Linked DNA regions of Homo sapiens: region 1 is linked to region 2. Evidence: chromatin loops called from intact Hi-C (ENCODE). Cell type or tissue: gastrocnemius medialis. All regions are shown on one strand. Links, peaks and the distances in the headings refer to the core of each region. The heading gives the core; the rest is flanking DNA.

What was found. Hi-C counts contacts between places; a loop is a spot of excess contacts. Peaks named below come from ENCODE experiments on the same cell type or tissue, not always from the same donor. Only the 100,000 strongest peaks of a DNase experiment are listed, where the experiment ranks them.
Region 1: it touches region 2 in a loop (4-fold over the local background); 2 of 110 quality-filtered maps call a loop at or near these places.

What each region holds. Positions count from the first base shown.
Region 1 is chr18:76,444,261-76,459,617 of GRCh38, reverse strand. All of the region lies in intron 2 of ZNF516 (zinc finger protein 516), which reads left to right. Among named protein-coding and RNA genes, the nearest start is that of ZNF516-AS1, 40 kb to the left of the region's middle. RefSeq lists enhancers at 1-113, 1,526-2,025, 2,026-2,527, 9,898-10,397, 10,398-10,899 and 3 more and silencers at 3,364-3,423, 3,444-3,523. In gastrocnemius medialis, for the core only: a CTCF peak has its summit at 7,481; DNase peaks (open chromatin) are centred at 7,137, 8,467 and 11,077; H3K4me3 peaks cover 3,035 bases; H3K27ac peaks cover 8,000 bases.
Region 2 is chr18:75,190,588-75,205,538 of GRCh38, reverse strand. It overlaps PTGR3 (prostaglandin reductase 3), which reads left to right. Exons shown (of 2, transcript NM_175907.6): 2 at 3,199-10,426. The coding sequence ends at 4,123. Among named protein-coding and RNA genes, the nearest start is that of PTGR3, 11 kb to the left of the region's middle. RefSeq lists silencers at 504-603, 684-853 and an enhancer at 1-911. In gastrocnemius medialis, for the core only: a CTCF peak has its summit at 3,475; a DNase peak (open chromatin) is centred at 3,398; H3K4me3 peaks cover 2,485 bases; H3K27ac peaks cover 4,789 bases.

The DNA of each region.
Region 1 (15,357 bases), core at 3,528-11,527, 1.3 Mb before region 2:
ACATTTAAAGGCTTGGTGTTGAGAAGTGTTGCTGTTGGCATCATGGCAGACAGTGCTGGAATACATTCCGAGGGAGGCGACGCGGTGCCCGATGGGGTGCACACGGCCGCCACGTCCTGAATGGCACAAATCCTGGGCTGAGCTCAGGGCCAGCTTGGCACGCGAGGCCTCCCTGGCCGGCAGTGGAGGGCCAGAGTTTTCTCCCACGAAGGAAGCTAGGACGGCTGTCCTCAGAGAGCTTGGGTGCCTGTGGGAGGGCTCAATGATGTTGAGTGGATGGTGGCCACGGGTCAGGGCTGTCACCGGCCCAGGATTTCCCGAGCTGGCACTGGGTCCAGTGTGCCTCCAGCAGTGACCGTGCATGGAGGAGAAGCCGAAGCTCGGGGCAGGGAGAGAGCGCCCTATGCACAGGAGAGGGGCAGCAGGTGGGCCCGGCGCCCCGTTACTGCTGCAGCGTCTGGCTCTGTGCGAAGCTGGTAATCCAGGCACATGGGCACGAGTGTTGCTGGTAGATTGTTGGAAGTGGACATGCGTGTTTGCCTCCAGGTAGGGTATTTGAATGAGTGCTTTTATGTAGGTTAAGAGATCACACACATGTGCTCTCTCAGACACACACACACACCCTCGGGCACACTAGCACATGCTCACACATGACACTCAGTCTCTCTCATGTTCACCCAGCTGCTTCCACACTCACTGTCACACACTCTAACCTTTACACACAGGCACGCACACACACGACGGTGAGGCCTGGCATTGCCTACAGGCATGCACACACACAACGGTGAGGCACGCACACGCACGACGGTGAGGCACGCACACGCACGACGGTGAGGCACGCACACGAGGCACACACACGCACGACGGTGAGGCCTGGCATTGCCTACAGGCATGCACACGCACGACGGTGAGGCACGCACACACGACGGTGAGGCACGCACACACGACGGTGAGGCACGCACACGCACGACGGTGAGGCATGCACACGCACGACGGTGAGGCCTGGCGTTGCCCACAGTGCATGCCCCGTCCTGAGGGTCCCGAGCACTACTCCTGTGCCCTTGGTCCTCTCAGGGACGGGATTCCCTTCGTACCTGTCTAGAAAATGCCCCCCGAAACATCTGTGTTGGGAGGGAGAGCGAGCCTTGTGCAGGATGCTTGCTTGGGAGAGAAGCGCAAGAGTATTTGAAAATAGGAACCTTTTAACTCCACCCCACTGACGTTTTCTTTTTCATAATTTTCCTTGCAAAGCACCTTTTTGTGAGGACTTGGGCCCGTCAGGAATTGGAGCTCCATGCACTGCGGGTCCACAGTGCTGTCTGTAGGGTTTTGGAAACTGCAACTTTAAGTGAAAGGACGTAAAATGAAACTCATGTTTCCTTTCCACATCAGCTTTAAAACAAAAAGACTTTATCAAGGATTTCTGTTTGTCATTTCGCATCAAGTTACAGTTTCCAAGAAGCTATAGATGATGTTAACTGAGGACCTACCGTGGCACTTATTAGCTAAGTAAATGATGGCATTGAAGTGTCAGGAGAAAAATGGCCCTCTGCGTATTTAAAACCATGGTGCGCCTGATGTGTGAGGCAAACGTATCCAGCCGAGGTGGATATCATTGCAAATAAGTAGCTGCAAAGTACATTGGGCCTTGAAGGTGAGAAGAAGCTTATCTCTGCAGAAGTAAAAGAGTATTTTCCATTTGTGTCCTAGTGAGCTGTCTTTCAGAGAGTGGCATGGAAAGGAATTTTCCTGCTAGATTCCAAGACTGGATCGACATGTTCTTACAAAGGGAACCTCCTTGGGTTTAAAAAAATGTTGATTATTTCTGGCACCCTTCTGTCCCTGAGACCCAAGTCAGTGGTGGGAGTTGCCCCCATATCACTCTTTTTTATTTTTATTTTGAGACAGGATGTGAGTCAGTCACCTAGGATGGAGTGCAGTGGCATGATCATGGCTCACTGCAGCCTCGACCTCCCCGGCGTCAGGGATCTTCCCGCCTCAGCCTCTTGAGTAGCTGGGACCACAGGCATGCGCTGCCACGCTCGGCTAATTTGTATTTTTTAATCTTTATATAGAGATGGGATCTTGTTATTTTTGCCCAGGCTGGTCTTGAACTCCTGGGCTCAGGTGATCCTTCCGCCTCAGCCTCCCAAAGAGCTGGCATTACAGACGCCGCCCACATCCCTCTTTAAAGCATGATTTTGCATTTGGATTTAGTTTTGGAAGATTTCTTATTTAGTTAACGTAGTTTCCCTTAAGGGATTTAAGAACTAGTTTGAGATAACTGCCCTTCTCAAAGAAAACAAATATGGCTCTGCTTATCAAAAGTGGAGATATGTTCAGTTTAAGAAGGAGAGAAAGCTTAAAATTGTTTATAAATCCTGAAGCTCCTTGTTGAGAACTTTCCAGAAAGGAATCTTACATGCAAGGAGCATTTGTAGATCATTTTCTTTGCCACATACATGTGGTGTAATAAACATATACCTACACACGCTTAAAAGGGAATGTCTTTTTGTTCACTGCGTGTTGTCTTACTGGCAGGCTGCATAACCCTTCTCCTGTGCTGTCAGCTTAATTTAGCCTGATGACAAATCTGAAGCCTGTGGTCTTCCCTTTCTGTGGCTTCCACTGTTGCAGATAAAACAGGTGGTACCTGTGCGTGATTTACCCAGCCTCACAGCACAATATAACAGATGCATATTTAATGCAGCAAAGTGATTTTGGAAAACAACAAAACTCAGAGTAAACGTAAAACAAGAAATTGAAAGCAGTATTATATGTTTGCATGAATAGCTTGGAAAAAGGATTTTAAGTGTAAAGCTGAGAAAGTATTTGTGTTTAGGATGGAGCCACTGGCCCCCCCCCACCCCCCAGCCCCCATGTGAATCAGTGAGTTTTGCCTTCTGAGTTACGTTACCCAGATAAAGATGCAGCAGCAGAGTCTCGACCTGCGCCTTCATTCTGACCGTCGGGGTTGACTGTGTGGCCCAGTGAGGATGAGCCACACACACATTCCCGGGAGGAAGCCTGGGCTGTGGATGGCAGGCTAAAGTTACAAAGCACATTGAGGGCGTCCTGATGCTCTGGACTTGGGTGGACTCCTTAGCTTGAAGCTGTGGGTCCCAGAAGGCTGGCCGGGATAGGCTAATCCCTGAGCCGACTTTTAACACACTAGTTTATGTGACTTAACACCAGCTAAGTGGATGACAGTCTCCTTAGTTATTGATGGATAAAATGGAAGCAAGATTTTGGGGCCTTTAGTTGAGCAAGGTCTCCAGCGTGCTTATCTCTCTTGCCTCCAATTCTTAGTCATCCAGATTTTGTTTTGCAGCAAGGTCCCTGAATAGGCACTACTGCTCATCGCCCCAGAGTTAGCAAGGCAGAAAAAGGTTCTGCTTGAGCAGTTTAAGCTGCCAAAGAAGTCAGGCCAGGAGCGTGAGCTAAAGTGAGCATCTATTGTTTCACGTTCGCCAGGGCTCCTGAGAAGAGGGGCGAGCACTGATGCTGTCTTTATCTGGAGTGACAAAGGAAGGAGTGAGTTTGGTGGCATCTCATTATTGATGGGTCCTACCATCCTCCTTGAGTTACAGACGATACCTGACTGTTTGAGGATGCCGAGCCCAGTCTCTGGGAGGGGAACAGGGAGGTAACAATGGTCTCTCTGGCTGTCAATTGTGTTTATTAAAGAATAATGGAATAGCAGCTCATTTAGATAATCGAGGTGGAAGCACACTTTGGAGTCATTTTTCAGTACCTTGGTTCGGTGGGCAAGCTGCACACACATGCTCATTTTCTTTCTCTCCCACAGAGGTTTGTGCATGGAGAGCTCTGTGTAGCGTGTCACGTGTGTAAGTGCAGACTCTTTGTGACACAGACTTGCATTGGCGCATCTCACGTGCCTGTTGAGAGTAAGTTTATAAGTAGTCTCTTCTTTCACCAGGTACTTGTTTCTGTGGTTTGTTTTCATGAAGGTGAATGTAATTTTCTTGAATCAGATGTGATAGTATCTGGAAACACAAGCCTGGGCTGCCAGGGGCTTCTCCTGGCTCTCCTGTCTGCCCTTGGCTGTGCTTACACCCTGCTGAATGGGAGCAGGGAGGCCTAGGTGGGCCTGAGTCCTTGAAGTCCCCCACCTGTGCCGGCAGTGATCCTTTCCAGCCTCCATCTGTCCCTGAGCAGTGCCTTGCACAACTGTTCACAACATTTGCATTGGACAAATCAGAGAAAAGGAGTCTAGGGTTGTGTGTGTTGCTGTGTGCCTCCAGGTTGGGGTAGGAGAGAAGTTGCAGGAAAAGAGAGAGGAAAAATGACCGTGGTTGTAGAATGAATGCATTCTTCCACTGCGTAAACCCGTGACTGTTCTGACCTTAATTTCAAACATGGACCTTCTGTGACCAAACGGACTATCCAGATGTAGTCACTGAATTAGTGTCATGGTCTTCGAGTTCTTGGAAAATGTTCGCAAAGCAACTGTGTGACTGCTGTTTGTCTTTCTGTTTGACTTAGGACAGCTTTCCCCCATTAAAGTGTGACAGTTTATTCCCATATAACCCAGGCTGGGATAAAGGGTAGATAACTGTCCTCTTTGGGGACCAAGGGGATGGGGCGGGGGTTGGCAATTCTGAAGTTAAACATTATGCCTTGTTACGTTTTAAATTTATTTTTACCAGAAGCTGTTGCTGGGCAAGATGTTTTGGCTTAGAAAAATGTGCCCACCCTCATTTCTGCAAGGTTGTTTATGATCACTTCAGGTGCAAAGTTTTCTTAACTTTTGTAGCTGAATAATGTAACAACATTGTTACAGGGAGTTGTAGTGGAATTTTGCTTGTTTATCCTTTTTTGTTTCCTGCAAGGAAAGAATAGATCTTCTTTTATCTTCAAAGCCTGGAACTTGCAGTAATGTGTCATTAAGTGTGTTTGAAAAAATATTTTTAGACAGGCAGTGCAGGGTAAATCCTATGGAAATGTGACATCATGTTTTTGTCAGGAATTGCTCTTTGTAAACATTCTCTGATAGATCACTCTCCTTAAGCAGCTGAAATAGCCAACTGCTTTCAAAGGTGCTGTGTATGTTAGTGATAAACTAGGTCATGTTACAGTCGTTATTGGCAGTAATGGAGCTGGAAAATTTAAACTGGTTATAGTACATGTGCTATATATAGTAAAGCATTTGGGAAAGATTTGTCCTTTTGTAATTTTGATCATCTTAAAGTATTGATTGGTGTTTGTACAATGATAAACAAAATCTTAAGTAATTCCTTGCACAATACGCCTTTCAGCTATCCTATCAAAATCTTCTTAGTTTCAGCGTATCTGTTTTTTTCTTTTAACAAAAAATGCGTAAGCAATTGCTTAGAATTTGGTAAAATTGATTATTGACGTGTTTGTTTTTCCTCTATGAGCTCTTAATGAAGGGATTTTTTTGGGCGCTGACTTCTGTGCTAAACAGCACTACATCGGAAGGTAATGTTTAACAGAATGCCTTATGGCTTACTGCATACAATTATCTCTCTTTGTATTCTTGGGCACAGTTCTTTCTTTCATTTGATGGTGGGGACTTCTAGGGTCTTTCACAAAAAGCACAGAGGGACAAGAGAATGTCAGATAGGTATTAATTGCAATCTGTATTCTTATACTGGGAGAGAAATGTTGGTTTTAATCAAGTGGTTGGAAAATAGGACTGTGTGTTTGGGAGGCGAACATTGTTCTTTGCTGCTGGTTTACATGGCATAGTATATACAGCTTATTTGTAGAAACAAATTTCAGTTAAAATATATTTTATGATAACTCATAGAAATTTCGAAAAAGCATGTTTAGTAATGACTAGGAAGTGTCACCCAGTTAAAAAATACGAGTTTCTGCACCATTGTTTTGTTTTCACTGCTGATCATTTCTAAGAAAAATTTTAAGAAATTTTATATTAAGACACTGAATTAGTTAACAGTTTCCACAGTTTTGAGTTTAGGCTCCGTAAAATCTTTAAGCCACTTCTAAATTGGGTTCTTGCTGCAGTTCATCGAAGGCCTTCTGATTTTCCATATTTGTTTTAAAGATAGAAATTGATGAGTTTTCATTTTCTCTGGTGTTCCCTAGGTTTTCAGTGTTTCTGAGTTATGCGCAACTTTAGCTTTAACTATTGTAGTGTAAGATGTAGACGGAGTCAAAGTGAAAACCCAGTGCTTCCATGGCTTTTGTAATGAATAGCGAGTGATCTGTTCTGTTTTTGTGGGAAGGAGAGCGGCCCCTCAGTGACCACAGGACTTCATCTGAGCCGTGGGTTTGGGGGAGATGCAATTCTAAGCTTCTGGAAATGGGGCTCTTAATGGAAATGTTGACAAGATCATTAACTATACTAGCAATGCTGGCTGCTCCAGAAGCCTGGATTTACCTCCAAATCCCTAACGCCAGCTCTTTGTGGCAGACGAAGGGGCTCTAAACAGCACATTTATCTGCAGAAAATTATGGAGCAGGCTCTGGATCCTGTTATTTTTTAGTTCTGTGAAGTTTACTTTTTTAGTGATTGGCAAAGCAACTACTTAGTATTAAGACTTGGAAAATAGTAAATAGTAAATGACAAGTAACAGTAATGCAATAATTTTGGAGAGCAAAAGAAAGGGAACGAGGCTCCTTCCCTTCTGATATAAAAATAGCCACCCCCTGTTCTTCATTTTCACACGGACACTCCTTTATTAAAAAGTCTCTAGAACTATCTTGAATTTCCCAGGATATGGTAAGGACTGTGGAAAGAAAATTTCCGTATCCTTCCTCATTTTTTCTTGGACTTTTCTGAATGTAATCCATAATTAGATTGTGTATTCAGCTGCCCCTCCTCCCCCAGGTCATATTTCAGTAAAAGGACACACGGGCAGCTTCATACTGGTGATGTTCAAGGGACTTCGAGAATATATTGTGATACTGTCTTTACTCTTAGCAAATGTTCTTCTATTTGAACTTAGGTGGAAGATGGAGTTCTCTCTTTCCTCTTGGACCAGGAATTAATTTGGGTTTTTTGACAGTTTGTGGTAAACAACTGCATAAAAGGTAACCTACTTGCGGAAGAATAACATTTAGGTCATATATGCATTTTGGCTATAAATAGCATGATGACTCCAGCCCGTGGTCTGAGGTGCAGAGCCGGAGAAGGCTGTGCTTAAAGGATCAGAGTTCGCGTACTAAAGCCTTATTACGGACAGTTCCTTACATTTGGGGACTAGCATGCTGGCACTTGCTTTGATTTATTTGGGGGGTGCTAAGTAATGTAAAGACAACCTTTGTTTTAGAAAATGGGGCTTTGTCATTCTCCTTCACTCTACCTCGTTTTCTGAACAAAGCCGGCTGGAGACTTACCTCTAGAATAAATGTTTTGAGCAGAAAGACCTAAGCACATTGTTCTCTGGCTGCCCCCACATCAGGTCTGTTGTGGTCAGGGGGCCGCGTTGCTGCTGGCGGCTGCTCCCTGGGATAGTGGCGTTTTGTGTCCTTTTTCCCCTAGTGGGGGAGGTGGGTGGAGTTTCTTGTGAATGCTGCCGATTCTGGTCGCCTTTTATTCATTTCTTCTTCTTAGAGTGGAAATGTAGCTGGTTCATAATGGATTATTGATTGGTCTGAGAACAGCAGCCGCCTCCAGGCCTGTCATCGGCCGTACTTACTCTCCCAATAGTGAATGCATCACTTTATGGGGCTCTTCGGGACCCCAGTCTGGGGACTATAAGCCTGTAATTGTTACTGGTGTACAGAATGGTTTGTAGGGAGAGGAACTCTTCATTGTTGTGATGGAATTTTCCCCCATTTGTTGAGAGAATAGGCTTTTTGTCTCAGTAGTAAGATAAGCTTGTCCAGGATGTTAATGATGTATTTTAATTCATGGTTCATAATACTACAGTGTAACTAGTGAAGCCCGTCTCATTGTTTCCCGGAGAACAAACACACACAGTATACTCAAACACCAACTGGGCCTTGCACCCACTCAGCACACGCACGGGCTTCTGCGCCGACCCCGTAGTAGCTGTGGCCGGGACCAACCGTGTCTGAGAGTCGTCCTTCAGAAACGCACCAGCGTAGTTGCTCTTTTAGATTTTATGATTTGCCTTTTGGAGCCATCATACGCCTTTGCAGACAGCCCTGTAAATATCGGAAGCATTCTGTCTGCTTTGAGCTTTTTGGCGTTTTCCCTCCCTCCCCAATTCCTCCCGTTCACTCCAGCCCCTCCTGAGGAATGCCCTGTCAGCGGAGATGTGCGCAGGACCGGGCTGTCACCCCCCTGCACCCGCGGACATCCATCCCGGGCTGACATCGGTGCCCCCCCCGCCCCCGGAAGGTGGTCAGAGAGGACGCAGACGGGGATAAGTAAAGCCACATGGCGTCGGGGGAGCCAGGGCTGTTTCGGGACCGCGATAAGGTTAATTCATGAACCAGAACTGAAAAAAATGCCAAGCTAGATAGGCATTTGGAAAGCAGCACCCACTTCAGCTTTGCTTCCCTCCCCTGACACATGCTGCTTGTGGGGACTTGGTGCAGGAAACGGGACTTTCAGTTTTCCTCTCGCTCCTTTGTTCCTCCCTGGTGTCTCCCAGTCAGCTTTGCTTGGTTTCCGCAACTTTAAGCGTTCGATTGTTGAGGAAATGACTCTAAATACGAGAGCATATTTGGTTAGCCTTCCGGTGCCTTTTTCGGGATAAGGTTTTAATAAGGTCAACTTCGGTAGTTGTAGGGAAATCAGTACACAACCATTCAGCTTTTGTTTTGTACTGGTTTAATTCACAGGCAGAAAATGGCAAGATTTCCTGTCGATTCAGAGACATAGTTATTATTTTAAAATGTAAGATGTTTTACAGTTTTTCCCTGATAACGCCATATTTAACTGGTCAGAACATTATTGTTGAAAATAAGGAAGAGGAAACCTGCACCGCGTTGCTGATTTTTTACTTCGTCAAGTGCTGGGAAGGATAGTTAGGAATGCCAGAATACACTCAGAATGCCAGAATACACTGAATTTTGGCTGATGTTCGGGAGAGTTCGTGTTGGCCACAGAAGGCTTTGCAACTGGAGCCCGTGGGTGGGTTTCTTTAATGGCTTTGGGCAAGCCTCTAAAACATCAGAAAGCGATCTTTTAAAATAAAACACTGCTTTTCAATTGAACCAGGTTCCTATTATTCAGACGATTTTTCTTTGACTTTCTTTGGAAAACTTGAGTTAACTAAAGGTAGTTTCCCAACCTGCATTTATTACAGCCCTGGAGCTTCTGTGGGGCCTGGGGAGGGTGGGGAGTGGGGGAGGGGGAGGGGCAGATAGGGGAAGAGGCCTACCAGGTCCCTCAGAGCTGCTTTGCTTTTGTGTTACTGGAGTGGCAAGTAGGATTTATTTTTTTAACTTTTAGGAAAAGTTTGCCAAATTTGGAAAAATGGAAAGAGTTAGAAATAAACACCCCCCCCCCTTTAGTTTCATGAGTTGTTAACATTCTGGTACATTTGCCTTCTCTCCGTCTCTCTCTTTCTCTTTGGTAAAAACCAACTCTAAATATTTCATTACACATCTCCAAAGAATAAGACCACTCTCCTATATTACCAGCTTAACACAAGTAACAGTAGTTCTCAAATATCCTGTAATATCCAGTCCATATTGAGGTTTAATTTCTACGAAGAGTTCTGGAGCTACAATATGTTTGAATGTGCTCGTTGTAGATGATTATAGGTGTTGGTCAAAGACTTTTTAATTGTGTTAAATAACCTGTTGTTGTATAAACCATAAGGGCCCAGTGAATATAGAGGTGTTCCTATTTAGCTATTTTGAATCCAGCTTTCTAGCTGCTATTTTGTCCTTTTGCATTTATTAAACCATGTATTGTCATTGCCAGTGACCAAGTACCTTTGCACTGATATTTCATTCACTTATTGAACAATTACTTATTAATCCCGTCTAAGATGGATTGAAGATTTACAGTGTAGTAAACATTGTGGCTTGTATGCATTAATTTAAATTTTACTGGAGTATGATAAAATAGATATCATTGCTATCATTTACATTTTAAAGATGAAGAAATGGACTGAGGAATAGAGAGGCTAAGACACTTGCTCAGGGTCACACAGCTGACCTCAGGTAGTGGCAGAACTGGGTTTTAATCCCAGGTAGTCTGGCTGCCTCTCACAACTTGTTGGGTCACCAGACTCTTATCATTGGCTGAAGGAGGTCAGGAAGGCTGTACTGTACCTGGGTGGTGGTTGGTCAGCCTCATGACAGGTGGGGCAGGGACGCAGGCCTGAGGGCCAGAGGAGAGCATGAGCATGGGTACTTGGGAGGCTGTTGGGCCGGAGTAGGGCTCAGGGCTCTAGACACCGGGGTCCAGGGCAGCTATGGGGTTCAGACCCTGAGAAGCCAAGGTGAAGAGTTTGGCTTCATCTTGCAGACTTGGGGAGCCTCTGAAGGGCTGGGAGACTGGTGGAGACCGGCCCCATCTGTGCTCTGGAACGATGGCTTTGGCTTGACTTGGGCACATGGATTCAAGAGTGAGTTGGGAGGTGCAGCCGACAGGATGTGGGGTTATTACTGGGCACTGCTGAGATGGGGAGGGAGGAGCCAGGGAGGACCTGGTGTTTTGTGCTTGGGTCATGAAAAGTACTTAGAATTCAAGCCACACCAGTGTGGTTCCCAGGTGAGCCTCAGGTTCCCAGGGGAAAACCTGGCCAATCCTTGCAAATATAGTGAATCGCTTCCCTCCTGGCCTTCTGGAAACTTCTCCTTGTCTTACTGGTGCGCTGCCAGCACGCTTTGATAATAGTATGCTTCCCTGTCTGACTTTGAGTTCCTTGAAGCCGGGTGCTTTTTTTGAGTCATCTTAGATTCTCTGGCTCCTGATACGAGGCCTTGCACTTGGTAGGTGCTCAGGAAGTGCTTGTTGCAGGGATACCCTCGTTAGCCCCTGACCGCACCGCCCTAGGACTGGAACACCTCTAAGGAGCCTGCCGTCACCTGAAGTTCCTCGGGGATGTGGACAGAGACTGCTTCCGCTATGTTTGCGCTGTACATACCCCCTGGCTTTGTGAACATGGTTTTCTTTCTGGCTGTATGTGTTGTATCAAGGCTTTGCAGTGCTTGTTTCTAAAGAAGTTTCTGTAGTGTCAGTGGGGTTAACCCTGGGTACACATTTCTTCACACCGGGAAGTGTTTCAGCAGCTTACCGGGGCGTGTGTCAGGAAGTGACTTTTCTGCTCTGTATTATTAGGTCAAAAAGGCAGTTCTTCCTCACTTACAGAAGGGATTGATTAGTTGAAATACTGGCCTACAGAGTAAATGTATCCCAAATTTAGCAAATGTAAGTAATCTGGAGAAAGTCATTTAATTTCAATTGTATGATATAGGCAAAAAAAGAAAGACAAGGAAAAGAAAAAGAAAAATATCCAAAGGTATGGCAGCAGCCTTAATATATATGTCTTTAGATGTTTTTGATGTTTACATGGTTAGTTTTAAAATGTAGCTACATATTTTCTACTTTATATTTTGTCCTTTCTTCAGACTCTCCCCTTCTCCGTTACAATGTATTTTTATGTTATGAGTAAACAGTTTTTTCAAACATTTTACTTCCTGTTTTTTAATAAATGTGATTGTTACCTAAGTTTTTCAAAATGAAATAAAAAAATTTATTTCAAAAATTATATAAGGCATTTAAAAAAAGTGGCCTTGAACTGTTGATTACATCTCTGGAGAAACACACACACATACACACACACTCACACACACTCACATACAGCAAGAGATCCATTGGAAATCTGCTTTAAAACCCTAGTCAGCAAGTCATATTTATGCCTAAACAATTAAATTACGGTTTTGTCTGGCATGTTCCCAGTTCCAGCCTTGGAAAAAGTTTGTAATACATCTTACCAGAACAACAAATCTGTGATTGAACACACAGGCACACCATGTGTTCAGATGGGTCCCTGCCGTCCGAGGTGCGTGGGCGCCATATTGCATGTCAGCTGGACACATGCTGTACCCTCCACCTTGGCTCTGAGCATCTGTGTTGTTGCAGAACCTTTCCGTATTCCCTGTGGTTTGGGTGGCAGGCTCACATGCACAAGTTTTATAAGGCTGGTTATCTCCAGGCCCGTGTGTTACAGGGAGAGTTGGAACAACTTGTATTTGGCGTGCGTTTGAGAAAGTGGAATAGAGCAGCCCAGGACGGAAATGTCTGCGGCTGGAACTGAGGTAGGTAGCACTTTATCACACGGCGCTGCTCCTACGTGAGGCACGCCCCACTAGGGACCAGGATAAAGGTGGAGGAGGCATCCCATCGAAACCCTCCTGGCTTACAGGGGTTGGCGGGATTTAAAGCACAGCCCGTCGTGCCAGCAGGGCCGCTGACGTCCCAATAATCCTCCTAATTGGGGCGGCCGCCCATGGCGTGTTTTGAAGTTGGAAGCTCTGAGGACAGCATTCTTGTTCTTTTTTTGGAAGGGATGCCCTTGTCTTAAATAGCAATTTTTGCCTGCAGCTAAAAAGAATGATTACAGAGATCTTTTGATTTGGCCACTGAGTAACCCCTTAGGAGAGTTCGTTGCAGGGAATTAATTTTTGACTGTTTCTTTAAGGTTTGAGAAACTTTGCTAGTCAACTGTGGACATCAGGAGGGGATCACTTAATCAACCCCTGGGCAGAGGCAGCTTTGCTCACGTGTCCTTCAGATAATGGCGGTTTGGGCTTAACTTGGTTACTGTCTCAGCACTTTTTCTATTTCTACATTTATGTATCTTTCCCTTCACAATGTTCTTAAGTCTAAAAACACATCCTGTGCAGTTCTCACAGGGATTTACAGCAGGTCTTATTTTTGAAAGATGGGACAGGCGGAGAGGTAGTGAGCAGGAAATAGGAAAGAAGGAAGAGCTTGCTTTGTTGATCGCAGAGCATCGTGGATGCTGCTCCTTGAACGTCTGCCTGTAAATTGCAGGGCTCTGCAAGTTTCGGGGAAAGCTTTTAAGTGAGTTTAAGGAAATGGAGACTGCATTCTCTAGTCACCGGGTGCCTGAGGGCCAGGGTTCAGGCTCTAGCTAGGGCGGGGGTACCGGGGAGTCAAGGCTGTGCAAGGATTGGATGGGTCCGATGCTGGCACAAAGGCCTTTCAGATGTACAAGGGCCATGCTCCTTGATACTGTGCCATCTTCCGCTCAGCCGTGGTCATGGCCCAGGATGCCGAGGCTGTGCTGCTGAGCTGGGCTAGATGGGGCTGTATTTGGGGGCTCTGGTGATCCACGAGCGAGAGTGTCTGTATTTCCCCAGCACTCCTGGAAGGGTACCTGCAGGGTAGGAAGCTGCCTGGGATGAGAAGAGGGGCCTAAGTGCCAGGTGTGTGTTTGCCTGGATGTCCCTGGGGTCTGGATGCTGTGGGCTCTGAGGGGGTCACTGGATTTTATAGAAGGAGGCATTTGCAAGGGGCTTCGGTGACATGTGGCTTCTTCTTATTGTTTCTCTGTGCCTGACAGAGGAGGGGACGAGTTGAGGGCGTGAAGGACACGCCTAGAAAGGCATGTGGCTGGTGACTGGGAGCATGAGGGCTGGGACCAGGGTTCCCAACTGCACGTGTGCACTTTGTGCTGAATGCCCTGTGTTGGCCATGACCCTGTGACCTGCACGCTGACGGGTGCACAGCTGCTGGCACACAGCTGGCTGGCACAGAGGCCGCTTCTCTGGGCGCAGACCCCAGGAGCTGCTGCTCTGAAAGAAGGCAGGAGCTGATAGCCCTAGAGCACAGGGTTTTGGTGATTGGTGTGAGTCTTTGCACAGAACAAATCTCCTTTTGCTTCATGCTGCACTCGAGGGCTGTCTCTAACGGCCCTGACCAGGCCTGGGCTCCTCCTGGGTGAATCCTGTCTCTGGAGCTGGCTTCTGGCAGTTGAATTCTCTCGAACTGGAGAAGTGTCTTGACATTTAACATCCTTTATAGACAAACGTTGGAGGTCCAGGGGAGTCTGTACAATTATTTCAGAGCCACCAATTTCCAGGATTTTAGTTGTTTTTCTTTTCTTCCCTGTAAACGTATTTTCTATATGATTGTTCGCACTTGTAAGGTTTTTATACCACATCCAGTCACTAAGTTAGATATAAATAGTGTGTTTCATTCATACTTTGAATATCAGATTCAGCATTTTTGTGGGGGAGTGAACTGGGGCCTGGGGAAGGACGAGGCTTTCCTGTGAATCACTTGCCTTGTAAAATCATCATAAATCATTACACAGCCATCCACAATGAGTGCCAAGACCAAAATCATTTAAATTAGCTTGGAGTAAAAGGTCATTAAGAAATCTTCCTGGTAAGCTTATTTACTTCTCCAGTTTTGGGGGAAGTTTTAATGTTGTTGTTGTTTTTTTTTTTTTGGAGATGGAGTCTTGCTCTGTCACCCAGGCTGGGGTGCAGTGGCATGATCTCAGCTCACTGCAACCTCCCTCTCCCGGGTTCAAGCGATGCTCCTGCCTCAGCCTCCCGAGTAGGTGGGACTACAGGTGCACACCATCATGCCTGGCTAATTGTTGTTTTTTATTGGAGCAAGTGGGTTTTGGCTCCTCTGGGTGGGCATCTCTCTCATGCCCGCTCTGTTGCATGGCTCTGCTGGGTGCGTTCCTGGAGGAAGGAGCAGAACCTCTGTGTTGCTGCTTTTCATTTGCTGCTGAGGCTGCTCGTGTTTCCTTAGGCGCCTCCAAAGCGGGGCTTTCTGGAAAGACATTGTGAAGCCTATAATTCTTGATAAGGTTTCTACCTGGCGCTGTATTTGCCTGTGAGAGGGCACAGCATGGGGTCTGTCTTTTCAGAAGGCTCCTGTCTTGCTGTTATCTGGGCCCTCGGGAGTTGAAGTATTAATACAAAATGCTCAGAATCCCCGACCCCCGTGGGGGAGGTATGGGGACACTCTTGACACCGACACTGATTTTTTAGCTCATGCCCCTTCACCCCCTCAGGTCTATTATCAGTATTCTTTTCTGTGTCCCATCTGCTTCCATGAAAACCTGGGAGGCTGCAAAACTCGGAGCAAACAGGGAGCTGCCACCCCAGGTCTTTTCGTGGGTGGCCCTGTCATCTTTCATGGAAGCTGTGTGTTAATGTGTTGTGTGCTTCCCAGCCGGAAATATGGAGCTGCTTTGGGTTTTATAGATGTTTAAGCAGGAGTTCTTAGTGTGTGTGAGATTGTAGGCTTATACAAACACGCTTCCTTTCTATGCGAAATCACTTGGGTTTTCAGAACATGGCCCATCTGGGTGCCTCTCTGTGCAGGTCTGGAGCCGGCCCCAGAAGGGAGACCCTCTCTGGACCCTTGGAAGCAGGAAATGGATTTGTTCTATGCAGAGATGAGCAGATGAGCAGAGCCTGTCCCCGGGG
Region 2 (14,951 bases), core at 1-8,000:
AAGCTGGTGACTCTAGAAGGGTACAGATTTGGAGAATGCCTGCGCCGGTCCTATTCTTTTTTCCTGGGGTTTCTGGATTTTAGTCTTTTAAGTGGATCCTCCCGTCGGATTACTAGAATCCTGCGCTCACTGCATGCACACAGTTTCAATTAAAGGGGGGGTGGGGGTACAAGGAGGGTCTCCAAATGCGCGAATCCTTCCCAGTGTGTCTTTCTTGTCTTTCTGTGGCTCCCTGGCCCTTCCGCCCCTGCTCCCCATCCCGAGCCCCGCATTCGCTTTGCGCCTGCTGCGCTTGAACTTGTTTCTGGTGGAGCGGAAGGCGCGAGCTGCGGACCCTCACGCAGAGGTAAGGACTCAGGCGGGTCCCGGGCTGTGGAGGGTCCTCACCAGCCGCGGGGGCGAAGCCGCGTCAAAGCAGGGATCCCGGTGGAGGTGGGGGTCCGCGAACCGGAGGCAGGGAGACCAAGGAGACAGCGCGGCGCGAGGAGCCACCCGAGCCGCCGCGGGCTCCTGCCGTCAGCCAGCCTAAGCCTCCTTCACCGACGACGCAGACAATTTAGAAGACGGCGGGGCGGGAGAGCGGGGGTGAGAAATGGGGGTGCCTGCGAGGCCAAGGTCACGGTCAAGCCGCCGGCGGGCCCTGTCTGTCGGCCACTGCGCTCCGGCGCGCCGAGTGCACGGGACTCGGAGAGAACTTGTCCACCCAGGCGGAGCTGCGCGGCCGGCGCTGGGACGAAGGGCGCGGACTGGGCGCGCCTGCCGGGGCCCCCGCCCGACCCGGAGAGGCCGAGGTCACGGTCGCAGGCCTGAGGAATCTCAACTCCACCGCGGCGCCGGGCCTGCGCGGTCCCGGCCCGCCCGGGAGTTGGGGTCAATGAATCCCCTCTCCGTGGTGGCGGTGGGGATGCCGTAGGACTGCACGGCTGGAGCTGAGGGCTGCAGCGGGCACTTCTGAGGGAGAGGGAGTTAGATGGACGGAGCCTGGACGGGCACGCGGGCCCCGCGCGTCTGCTGCCACCGCTCCAGCGCTTGCCCTTGCGAATAACCACGATGTTTGGTGTGGTTTTTCAAGCAAAGGCCCCTGGCAAACTCAAGCAGCCGCTGGCTGGCTGCAGCCGCCCCAGCTCCCAGCAGAGCCCCACTCCCCCCTCCCAAACTTGGCCTCTGCTAACCCGGTCCAGCGCGTGTGCGCGCTCCCCAGGCTGCTCCGGTGTGCGTCCTGCTCCATCTCTCCACCTCTTCCCAGGAAGCGGCAAACCACAGCCTGGGGCGGGGAGAGGGGGGGTTGCATTTTCCCCTTGCAGAGCCCCCCAGGGCGCGCCCATCCCGAGGTGGGGAGGACTGCCGTCGCAGAGGGGCTGGCCGCCCGGGTGTCCCCCCAAGGCGGGGTCTCCCTGCAGAGGAGCGGCTACTGCCTTTGGGACTGTGGAGACACCAGGGGGACAAACTGGGAGGGATGAAGGGCGTGGGAAGGGTTAATCGTGGGCAAAGGATTGCACAGAACACAACTGGCAGTGGGTCGGCTCCTGTCCCCCCACTTCCAGAGCAAACCCTACCGTCACTTCCACCCCCACGGGCACCTTTCCTGGAGTTTGCTTTACAGCCTAAGGCAGAGGCACTGAGACGGGCTCCAGCTGGCTCTGCCCTGGGCTGCTGCTGTGAAGTCCAGAAGCAAGCTCCCAGGGAAGTGGGCCCTTTTTAAAACGCCAGGCCTTGAGAATTATGTAAATTTAAAGGAAAGATGGCAGGTTCTTTCCCTTCTCTAAAAATAGAATGTAGGAAAAAAAAAATAGAACGTAGGCATCTTGATATTAAATTCCAAATAAGAAACCAGCAAAACTCATCTTCCCCCTTCTCATGATTGTGTATCTTCCACGGGTATGGAATTGTGTGGGGTGTTATTGAGGCTGTGTGGTGTGCTGGCGTCTGAATGCAGCTTGACATAACAGAAAGCAGTTGCTCCCTGCGTTCTTATTTCTACAATATACAGAGACTTTTCTGTCCTGTAGATACATGGGGGATGATCATAAGTGAGCTTTTATAAGCGCAGAGTATTACCTATATCACCGTGAAAGTGTATCGCATACAGGACAGTTTTGGCTTATTAAGTTAAATTAAAAGTGAATTCCTTTTAAATGACCTGCTTAACGGCTTTCCTCCTCCACCAGTTACTATTACCTTTTCATTCTATTACAGGTGGAAATGACATTTTTAGGGTCTTCCATTATGTGTCTAAGCCACCTTCTGACATTCTTAGTAGATGGCTTTTTTCCTCCTATGTATCAGGATATTTTTGTTAGGAGGTATACTGAGATGAAAAAAGCTGGGAAAAATACTGGCCTCGCAATTAAATTGACTCCGGATACCAAGATGAAAATAATCATCTGGTATTAATCAAGTTATGTCTCTGCTTCTTGTTGAGGAAAAATATAGTAACGATTTGCTTTCCTTTTCATTTGAAAAGGACTGTGAAATGTTGAATGTTTCATAAAAATCGCTCTACCCAATTTTTGTTCAATTAATCAAAATGCGTATTTTCACACTGGATGTAGTTACATCAGAAAGAAAATTTGCGACAGCCACTCTAACAGTGCTTCAAACAACCCCTGCAGGAACATGTAGCAACCAGTGACCTTGCACATTCCATCAATCTTTAATAATATCATTGTCATTACTCTTATTATCTTAAGTGTTAAATTGTTGCCAGAATCAATACAAGTCTACTTCTTTGAATATATTTTATCCCAGTGTTGTTTTTAACATCTTTGTTAAGAGGCCAATTAATTTCCAACTCACAGCTCCAGTGAAGTTTATATATAATGAGGATTTCCTGACTCTTTTTCTTTTTTCCTTCTTTTCTTTTTTTTTTTTTTGCTTATTTCTACTTTTGAAAGAAGACAAATAAATGGCATGTGAAAATGTGAAACAAACAACTTGCCATTTAAAATGATATGAAATTATTTCTAAACTGATGAAAGGAAAAAATATGCCAAAAACTGAGACAAAGCACATTGAACTAATACTTGTTTAATTTCTTTTTTTATCTGAGCAGCAGGACTAATTTTCTCAAATTCGATCAGATTGTATAGCTTAGCAACCCCTCCAGGGTCGCCAGAACTAGAGGAATTTCTCTAAGCAGAATCTAAATGCCTAACAAAAAACCCATCGTAACATATTTGTTTGTTTGTTTTCTTTTAGATTTGTTGGTGTTAACGCATCTGACATCAACTATTCAGCAGGCCGCTATGACCCCTCAGTTAAGCCTCCCTTTGACATAGGTTTCGAAGGCATTGGGGAGGTGGTGGCCCTAGGCCTCTCTGCTAGTGCCAGATACACAGTTGGCCAAGCTGTGGCTTACATGGCACCTGGTTCTTTTGCTGAGTACACAGTTGTGCCTGCCAGCATTGCAACTCCAGTGCCCTCAGTGAAACCCGAGTATCTTACCCTGCTGGTAAGTGGCACCACCGCATACATCAGCCTGAAAGAGCTCGGAGGACTGTCGGAAGGGAAAAAAGTTTTGGTGACAGCAGCAGCTGGGGGAACGGGCCAGTTTGCCATGCAGCTTTCAAAGAAGGCAAAGTGCCATGTAATTGGAACCTGCTCTTCTGATGAAAAGTCTGCTTTTCTGAAATCTCTTGGCTGTGATCGTCCTATCAACTATAAAACTGAACCCGTAGGTACCGTCCTTAAGCAGGAGTACCCTGAAGGTGTCGATGTGGTCTATGAATCTGTTGGGGGAGCCATGTTTGACTTGGCTGTAGACGCCCTGGCTACGAAAGGGCGCTTGATAGTAATAGGGTTTATCTCTGGCTACCAAACTCCTACTGGCCTTTCGCCTGTGAAAGCAGGAACATTGCCAGCCAAACTGCTCAAGAAATCTGCCAGCGTACAGGGCTTCTTCCTGAACCATTACCTTTCTAAGTATCAAGCAGCCATGAGCCACTTGCTCGAGATGTGTGTGAGCGGAGACCTGGTTTGTGAGGTGGACCTTGGAGATCTGTCTCCAGAGGGCAGGTTTACTGGCCTGGAGTCCATATTCCGTGCTGTCAATTATATGTACATGGGAAAAAACACTGGAAAAATTGTAGTTGAATTACCTCACTCTGTCAACAGTAAGCTGTAAAAACAGAACAATGACATAAATCAAGGGAGAAAGAAAATGGGCACTTTATGTCTCAGAATTACTCAAATCAATTTATTTTTAGTTGGTAATGGATATAATATTTCTTAAAACAAAAGTAAGGTGTTAATGAATAGGTCTCTCCTTCTCCTCCTCCTCCTCCTCTTCCCTTGGGGGAAAAAAAAAAATGTGCTAATAAAACTTCCCTCCATGGCTAAGAGGGAAAACGCTTACATTCAATTCTTTAGTCATGGATGGTCTCGTTCCAGATGTTATTGTTCCAGGGAACTAAATTCATTCCTGATGCCAGATCTGATCGAGTCAGTATGTCTTCAGCTTGATCAGATTTTAAAATCAGTTTTGAAAGTGGTTCCCGACTTCTTTGCTTTGGGAGAATTTGGTCTTATGCTCATAAGCAGTTCATGAGTGACAAGTGTAGCAAAAGCCAGCCATATATTTTCAGAATCTATATCCTCAGGAAATGGTCCTTTTTTTTTCTATAAATCACCAACCAACTATCTAAATGGACATTTGGGGGAATTCCCTCCCAAATTTGATTTTGTTATTAGAAAAATGATTCCGTGAACACAGATGTGTTTTGAAGAAGTAGCACGTAATGGCTTTTATCTACCATCAACCTGATAAGGCACATGTGAAATGGAAATGTTCTCTTTCCTCTGAAGCAGCAAATTAATGTTGAAAACTTACATAGACAGAAAGTAGGTTTTGGAAAGGGAAACCACAGAGATTAGGGGGACTTAAAATTAATATAGGCACAGGAAAGAGAAAAGTGTGCGCTCCATTCTCAGTGGGGGTTCACCACAAAACACGGGCCCCAGGAGGGAAGCGCTGTCTAGGCACACGGCAAGGCCTTAGTAACAGCATGCTACACTGCTCGAGGTACGGTATGTCCCATCGCCCTGTGCACCGTAGAGACCTCAGTCATCTCAAGGAAGAATACATTTGCTTCTCCTTAGAGGCGTTCGAACTAGAAGCTATGCGTTACCTCTGATTCTGGAAACAGAATAGCAGCCACTCATTCTGCATTCCCATTTTTCTCTCCACGTGTTCTGGTGGAATGAGATGCTCCTTGGCACTATAGCCTGATGTCCCACATTGACCCACTGACCACACAGGAAAAGCAGCGAAACCTGCACCCTCTCTTCTGAGTCACGCCTGTGGCTCATCGGCTTCCCTCTTAACCTTTAGTGCCCTGAAGACTGCTGCCGCTGTCACCGTTGCGCTGAAACCCCATGGGCCCGTTCTGATTGAAGGTGAAGCCCACCAGATTATTTTTCAAAGTCTTAGGTTTCGGTGTATCTAACCTGCTCAGTAAATATGGACGCAATTAAAGATGCTCTAGGAAATTTGGGGACTGTATTTAATTTTTCTTTCCTTCCATCTGAGGAGCAAGGAAATCCTACTGCTGAATAGCTGTTAGTATCTATTTTACAAGATTTACTCATTTTCAGGTACCTAATGTAGCTGCTAGCATGCATGCACAACAATACAATTTATATGGTAAATGGAACCAAATAATGGCTTCACTGAATGTTATGGCTGCACTGAAGGGAAATGTCACGGTAAATAGCTGCCAAATTATGGATCATGCCGAAGTGTCACAACTGCACTAAAGACAAATAGCACTAGAGGCTATTGCCACTGTGACGCTTTTGAGTTATGAAGAAGGGTAGCGGCCTGATGCGAGGCTCTTTGTGTCCTCATTATAGCAAAGGGTTACTGGTGCAGGGGACTAGGAAAAACCCGTCCAGTGTGGTGCTTAGTTATTCATCCATCCCTTTCAGACCTAACAGCCACAGCCACACGGAAAGAGACTTTGCCTCACTTTTACATTCACAAACAAACAAAGGAGGGGGGAGCAGGTTTTATGAATGTAACTGTGCACAGGAAATGACTGGTAATGGAAAAAATGTTGTAATAAAATAATCTAATCAAAGAATATTATTAAATTTAACATAGTCTATGTCCAAAAGGCTTAGTTGCTTCTTATGCAGATAGATGTGTGAAATCTAAGCAGTAATGTACTTTCTCCCTTTGTAAAGACTTGGGGAGTAAGGACATTACCAACTAAATTGCTTCTTCGAAACTGAAGTGAGTCCCGGTTTGTTTCATTTTAATGGGAGGGTAATAAAGATGAAAGACCAACATTTTAACTGATGGATCCCTTAAGCTACAGAATAGAAATTTATTGTGTTTTGAGGGAATATACTAAATGCAGCTATGTAAAAATAAAATTCAAACGCCCAGGATTAAAATAAAATATAATCTGAAAACCTCATGTTCTCTCTTTCCCCAAACTAAGAAAGTGCACTGCATGCTGTTTTCACTTATTCTTAGAAAACAAGCATGAAAGATTCCGCCCATTCAGATAATGCCAAAAATATGTTTAAACTTTTTTTTATTCTTTTGAAAAATGATTTGTAAATTGAGGGTCATAGTTCAGCATCAGTTTCATCTTCTGGGATTATTGTTCAAGACCAGCCTCTAATGGGAGGTGAAACGGTACGATGGTCTCAACACCTTTCTTCTGAACTGTAATACATATCACAAAAAGTACATCCATAATTCAGGGCAATTGTCAGTCTTTTTAGAGAAGGGGCCAGGGTGGAACAATCCCAGTGAGTAAATTATTTCTCAGCGTGGACTTCTCTGCATGTCGGGCTTAAGGTCACCAGCCGGGCAGGGTGGAAGGAGCTTGCCTCTTTGAGAAACCAAGGAGTCCCAGTGATCTGTTACCATTTGGTTATGACTTCTAAAGAGCCAAATGCTATTCCTTCAAGCCTGTTTTGCAGGCAGAAAATACCAGCAGTGTCATTTAGGGGTTCCTTTGATGATGACTACTGCTGTTAACTGACCTCAGCATTAAAAAAAAAAAAATTCAGGGAATAGTTTGCAAAGAAATGAAGGAAGTTTTGCATGATATATTCTATAACTTGTCATTATATGATTTCATCTGGATGAAGTTCCTCAGGAGTAGGATAGAGCCTCTGTAAATGGTCATTAGTATTACATTCTGTGTTTATCTAATGAAAGTGCAGTGACAAGTAGCTGCTTCTTATTAAAATGAAAATCCTGCATTATGTACTTGAGGAACATTCCAGCTAATGAGGATGTAATGTCCTCAGTACAACGCAGACCTTCTTTTTGTGTTCACCACCACAAGATGCTGGAAGCTTGACAAATGATATCATTTAAGACACATGCCTGCCTTAGGGACCTGGTTTTTGGCTTCCTGTTTCTGGCTTTTATTTGGGTAACGTTTATAATGGCCACCCGACTTGTACCTGGGTAATGTTTTAACCCCTTCCCCAGAGTTCTCAATTAGCATGAATTTACTACAGTCAGAGTTTCCTTTAAATTGGGGTGGGGGTGCTAAGCACTGAAAATATCTTTCTTGATTACTTTACCATGTGGACATATGGGATAAATACTGTATTTCAGATTTACATAAAAGTAGATTAGTAATGCACAGCTTTCAGAATAAAAACTGATAAAAAAGACCAAGCACTATCAACTTTGGACAGTAATTTCCTAGGTGTTAAACAAGTTTTCTGAATACAATCTGGATGCAAAACGGCCTGATTTGATGAATTCATAATTTTCTTCTGTATACTTTCATTTTATTAAATATTTTATTACTTGGTTAAACACAAGAATTATCTATGTAAACTTCATGGGCTTTTTTGTTGAAAGTTAGATGTTCAGTAACTAATTTCCCAGTTATGGCCCAGAATTAAACATTTATGATCATATTTCAGAAGTCAAAATACAAAACTGGATTATCAAAACGGTTGGTGTGGTCACTTTAAACTGGACTATCAGTATGGTTGCCGTGGTCACTTTAAGCGGGATTATCAGTACGGTTGGTGTGGTCACTTTGGTTTATCATCAATACAGTTGGTGTGGTCACTTTAAACTGGATTACCAATATGGTTGGTGTGGTCGCTTTAAAGTTTGTTTTCATTTTTTTTCTATTTTTAATTCTTACGGGTATATAGAAGGTGTATATATTTATGGGGTACATGAGATGTCTTGAAACAGGCATGCAATGTGAAATAAATAAGCACATCATGGAGAATGGGGTGTCTACCTCCTCAAGCATTTATCCATTGAGTTGCAAACAATCCAGCTACACTCAGTTATTTAAAAATGTACAGTTATTATTGCTTATAGTCACCCTGTTTGCTATCAAATAGTAGGTCTTACTCTATTTTTTTCATTTTAAACTTTGAATTTTATTTTTCCTAGGCTTATAGCATCATGCTATCCCCCTTGTAAAAGGAGGAATGCTTGGCATGAGAACCTTACTGCTGTTACCATGAACAAACTATGGAATGTTGGCAAAAGAAAAAAAAAAGTTACACAAAACACACAAATAACATTTTAATAATATGTATCAGATCAAGTGATTCTTAGTAGTAGTTGATATTCACAGGAAGTCAAAAAAGGACCTATTTCAATTATGTCTGCTTGAATCCTGTTTAATTGTTTCCCTGGCTGAGTAGCTAGTGTGACACAGCAGCAAGACTAAAGGGGCTCTGTGGTCCACATTGTCCTCGAGTCTATTCTTGCCCATTATAGACCTGCCCATTGGTGCTCACTCACTGCATCCCAGGAGGCTTGACTGTCCTCAGGAAGCATGTTGGGGTGCCCTTAAGGGTAAGTATCCCGGGGAGCACAGTTTGGAGAAAACCAATACGTCTTCATGTATGTTGAGAAGCGCTGGGCCAAAGTACAGACTTTTTTTTTTTTTTTTTTTTTTTTTGGGACAAGACCTCGGCTCTGTCACCCAGGCTGGAGTGCAGTGGTGCAATCATGGTTGATTGCAACCTCAACCTCCCTGGTTCAAGCCATCCTCCCACCTCAGTCTCCTGAGTAGCTGGGACTACAGGTGCACATCACCATGCCCGGCTAATTTTTTTGTATTTTTTTACTAGAGATGAGGTTCTACTATGTAGCCCAGGCTGCTCTGGAACTCCTGGGCTCAAGCAATCCTCCCACCTCGGCCTCCCAAAGTGCTGGGATTGCAGGCATGAGCCACCATACTGGCCTAAGTGCAGAAATTTGAACATGTGCCTCCACCCCAAGCCAAAATTTCCCTTGAGGAGCACTATCTATCTGATGATGTCTTTGAAACGGTATGAAATTAAAATAATTAAAACATCCTGCACATAGGTGGTAGCATCTAATATGAAAGATGGATTTATGCTTAGAGCTCAGAAAAATCCTCATAAAATTATTGTGTCTTATCCTCGGCACCTAAAGAACTGAACAGGGTCTTAGAATGATCAAATGGATGGTTTGTTTGGTTGGTGGGAGATGTTGAAACGTGGGTAAGGAATGGTGTCCTTAGAAGAGAGGTTGCCCTAGATGCCGAAACCCTGGAGGTCCATGGTTGCCAGCAGAAACTTACAGCTGGGAGGAGCCTGCACCCATCTCTGGCTCTTGTGAATGAGAAGACTCAATTTGTGTTTTTGTTTTTTTGAGAAAGGGTCTTGCTCTGTCACCCAGACTGAAGTACAGTAGCGTGATCTCAGTTCACTGCAGCCTTGACCTCCTGGGCCCAAGCGATCCTCCCACCTCAGCCTCCTGAGTAGTTAAGACTTCAGGTATGCATTACCATGCCTGGCTAATGTTTTTTTATTTTTTGTAGAGACAAGGTCTCCCTCGTTGCCCAGGCTGGTCTCAAACTCTTGGGCTCAAGTGACTTTCCTGCCTCGGCCATCCAAAGTGCTGGGATTACAGGCATAAGCCACCGCAACATGCCCCAGTTGCTTTTAAACTGTTAAATGTGGGATTTAAAGAATAATCTAGTTCTACCCATTTTATGAATGAAGAAAAGAAACTGGGACCCAGAGAGAAAAGGTGCCCGGTCCAAGGTTACAGAGCCCGTTGGACTCAGAAGTGAAGCTGGAACACTGGCCAATGCCCTCCCATCCGCCAGGTGACTTCTCTGCAGTCCCCTTTACCATCTGCCCGGGTCCTTTGGGATACGGCTGACTAGGGGTTTGAAGAACAGCAATTGGCCTTTGTTATGAATCTTTTTGTGGAGATAAACCCAGTAGAAGTATCACGGTTCTGACCATGAAAGTGTGTTCAACTCTAATCCAGCACAATTAGGATTCCAGATCATTTGATTCTGTGTCGTCTAAATATCACAGAAAGTTAAAAACAAATTAGCCTCAATGGAATTAATGGCTTAATATCCATAATTTAGTTTTAATGCTAGGAGGAAGGGCTCCTGTGAATGTGTTCTTACAAATCAAATAAAGAAAATCAAATAGAGAAAATCATGTGTAGAGCGTTCATTCTCTAGAAGGATTTCACCTACATGTTTTTGCCTATAGAAAGCTGATAATGTTTGACTATCATAATCTTTGCCTTCATAGCAGAATATCTAGAATTTGAATTTGCTCTTCTGCCCAGAATCAAATTCTGAATCCTGTAGACTCAGCTCCTTGGGGGATGAATTCACTCATTGATGGCAGGAAGTATTTTAAGGTGAAGGGGATATGTGTGGGGAAGACATCAGTGGGTCCACGTTTCATGCTCACATGTGGCAAGAACCCTATATTCTGTATAAATGACAGATCATAATTAAGGGTCAGAAACAAGCCCTTCAAAACCACATGACATTGAACATCCATGTCTTTCCACATCGTTTCTGTCTTCCCTTGAACTCATGCATAACAAGCGTAAACTTTCAACTTTACATGAACAAATCCCTTCCCAATAGAAACAGCTTCTTTTAACATTGAAAAACCACTTCACAGGAACGGCAACAATGTCAAAGGCAATCACATTTTGTAGAAAACCTCATTTCTCACCAGGGGACTGGTAGCGATAGTGTTCCCTCTATATGTTGTTGGAATTTACATTTGGAAATTGAATTGTCTCCTTGAGGGTTTTTACTCAAAGTAACTTGGAGAATTGCTTGTGGAATGAGGGCCAGTTGAAGGAGCCCCGGCATCAAGTCAACTGTAGAGAATGCTCATTCTCCAGCAGCAGGAAAATTAAAATGCCACCATTATCAGTATTGGAGAATATTTGTCCTTTCAACTTGTACATATACTTTTTGTAACATTTTAGAACTTATTTGCGCATTTGACGTATTTGATTGCAATTTTGCTGTTTTCACTTCTTTACTGTTAATTGGGTAGAGATGAATGATTCCCACTAGAGAAGGAAAAATTAAAGCACAGAAAAATGACTTGCCCAAGATCACTTATCACTGGTTGAGCAGAGCCTGAGTCCGTGGATAGTTCTCAGACCAAGGCTGTCCTTCACTAGAGAGGGGTGCTTCCTACCCGCTAACATCCGTATGAGTCACCTGTTCAAATACTGGTCCCAATTCAGGAGGTACAGGGGACCTGGGAGTCAACATTTTCCAGGTGACCCCCCCCCAAGAGACACACACACACACACACACACACACACACACACACGCACACATGCTGCTGGTGGTAAGGTCCTGGATTATTACGCTGCCTTTGGAGAGATTCCCATCTTGCAAAATGCTACTTCATCAGGCATTTCAGAGCAACGCAAAGGCTACCTGGATATGAATTGCAACACCAGGGCTTAACACAACTATGAAGATGGTTCCTTTTTATCATCACACGTTCAGCTTCGTTAAGGGAACCTGCTTTCTGAAACTCAGCTGTGGCACCTGATTGTATGTCTGATATTCGGAGGGCTCTGGTGGCAGTTGTTTTCATACAGTTCTAAACAGGGCAGGAAGTAAGTCCAGAAAGGTAATAGGAGTGGCCTGCAGTGGGCCCCAGACCTCCACCTTCACTGCCTTTCAGATCAAGGCAGGGCTCGAAAGGACCTAAACTCCTTGGTGTTTCCCTTATGCTTTTCTAGTCGAATTCTTTGTCATGCCCGTGTTCTCCCCCCTGGTCTGGGGTCACCAGTTAAACCTCACTCTTTTAGCTGGAGTGGTCAGTAAAACTCCTAGCAGGCCTTTGGGGGGTCCGCTGTCACTGGGCTTATGTCGTCATTAGCAAGATACTAAACAATTATCCTGATGAAGGGGAGAAACATCCCATTTATATCACCTTTGAATCGGGTCACTTGGAACAAGCGATGCGGCGACACATGTAGCATTTATTTAAAGATTGGCCCATAGAAATTATAGTAATGTAAGAGGCAGTAGCCTTCATAAGGGAAACGTTATAAACCATACAAATGCTTCGTAAATACATCACTGTAGCCATTGGAATAACACCTGTCTGTCTAGGACAAATGCAATAAAACATCTTGTTATCAAAAAGGAAGCCAATTGAGCTGTAGATAAAATCTAGTTTTAGGAATTTGCAGATAGCCCTGGATGCCCAGGCAGGGAGCTAGCGTCTGTCCTGGGCGCTCACACAGTGCTCTGTGGAAATTGGGCAGGCCCCCACGCCATGCCCCTGAGCACCTGACCTTCATCCTTTGTTTGGGGTTCCGACTGTGGTCAGCACAGCACAGTCTCCTGGGAACACGTAGCCAGGCTTGATGTGCTTTTTCTGCATGTGCCACAACCCACAGGAGAGGCCACGGAGCCGAGCAGGAGGTTCTGGGGAGATGCCTGTGAGCAGCGGCAGCAGGAGAATAAGCACTTCCACTTAGGCACTCCCCAGAGTCCAGCACAGACTGGAGGCAGAACAAGGAAGGACTGGAGGCGGCCGGTGATGACCTCAGAAAATTAGGGGCAGCAGGGCAGGTAGGAGCCAGGGTGGGGAGAATGGGAGTAGAAAGCTTTTGGAAAGCTGGGCTGAGCTGGGCTGGGGACAGGAAGGCTGGACCTCTTGTGCATGTCAGCTTCTTGGGGCCTTTGTAGACCATACATGAGATCTGAGGAGCCCTGGGGTCTCTGGCTGCCAGGTGGGACCTTTGCTTTGACCAGCAAATCTTAAAAAGATGTGGCTATCATTTAATAATGGGACTGGTGGGTGACAGTATAGGCAGTTTGTCACTTGCCTAACTTCAGTGAGTTTATTTTCATAACTTTCCCAGTCCTGTGGAGGCAAATATCTTCTCACTGCTGGGTTCCACAAGCACTTCATTCAGATCTCATCTCTAACACTTTCTGCAGTGTCTCCCTGGAGACTGCGGGCTCCTTGAAGGCAGGACCCATCTCACCTCACTGTCATCTCTGTATTCCCGGGACTTTACTGTGGGGTTGGAGCATAGTACCTGCTGATAAGTGTTAGATTAAGGTATGCTTTTCACTTTCATTTTAAAATGGAACAAAAGTCCACACCCAGTGCCTCACAAGTGTATACTATTGCAGGATTTCAGGACAGGCACTCCAGTTTTTTCCAGTTGTAAATGAGACCCTAGAGAGCTGGTGCTGGTTCCTTTCAGTCCCACACCACAGCCTCAGGCAAATCACGGGCCTTCACTGCCTGAGGCTGCTCACCTGGAAAACCAGGTGAACCGATCTGTGCAACTGGGAAGGCGAAAGAAGATAGATAGCACAGGTCTCGGGTGTCCACCTGATGGTGCAAACAAATACATATTTGATTCTTCAGACCAGTTTGAATGTTCTGTTGCCAGCAAACCCATGTGCTTCCTTAGCACTGCCCAGAATAAACCCAAGTGCTGGATTTTTCAAAAGTCTCAGTAGTGCCTAATACTTGGGCATTGGAATTGGAGTCTCTGGACTATTCTGACCCTCATGTGTCAGAGAAGGTTGTACTGGAACTGAAGAGGGTCCCAAGAAGTACCCAGTGGTTAGTAGGCTGCCAATATGCCAGATGAATGATTCAGCAAGTGAACAGAACACTGAATACTAAACCCTTGGAAAGATAAGAAGGACTATCAAAGATAAACTAGCCCAACTTTCATCCTTCCACTAAGAGTCTCTTTAGGATTCTGCCCATCGTGCCTGGCTCACATGTGAGGACCCCGTTCCAAATGGACAAGGGTGCTGTCTGGGGAGACTCCACTGGGTGATGGGACTTGTGTCTTGCCTGCATGTGCCTGCAAGTCAGACTGGCCTAAGCTCAAAGCCCACTCTTCCATAGATTGTCGCCACAACTTTGGGCAAGATTTTTAACCAACAGGAACCTCAGATTTTTCATTTTCATTTGTCATCTATGCAGGAGGAATAATAATAACCCTAACCTGTGGATGCCTTCCCATAAGGCAGAGAGCACCTGTCCCGATGCCCAGCCCTCAGTCATACCAGCTCCTCTCCCTGCGTTCCCCTTGGAATGAGAGAGGCACAGAGGAGAACTCTGGAAACGGCTGTCTGGGAGGTGTGCACAGGCTCCCCACGTCCTGGTGCCAGGACAGTAGTTACAGCCCTTATGGTTTTTTGGACTTGGGAATAGGAAAAATGAGAGGAGATACCACTTGGTGAATAGCAAAGTTTTGTAATTCATTATCCCTGTGATCCTTATCACCCAAAAGTGGAAGAAGCTAAATGTTTTTTAAGTGGAATAAAATTAACCTGTGACAGGCCCCTAGTGGATTATTTTTAAATCTAACAGGATGTGTTGGTGTTCAATCATCAGAAAATCTGGCTGAAACTGGCTTAAGCAATAAGAGAGCTCATGGCATGGGAAGGTCCAGAGGTAGACAGCTTCCCGGCACAGGCGATCGTGGACCCAGCTCCATTTCCCAGGCGTTCCCTCAGCCATGCCGTCCTCCGGGCCATCTCAGACTGCTTCATCGGACAGCTGCCTGAGGGACAGGATCTGCATCTACTCCATCCAAACCCTGCCACACCACCCCTCCAACACAAGGCTGAGCTAAGCAAAGTATACCCATGGCAAGAGGAACAGATGTCTCTCCGGGGAGTGGCCAATCCCACCTGAAC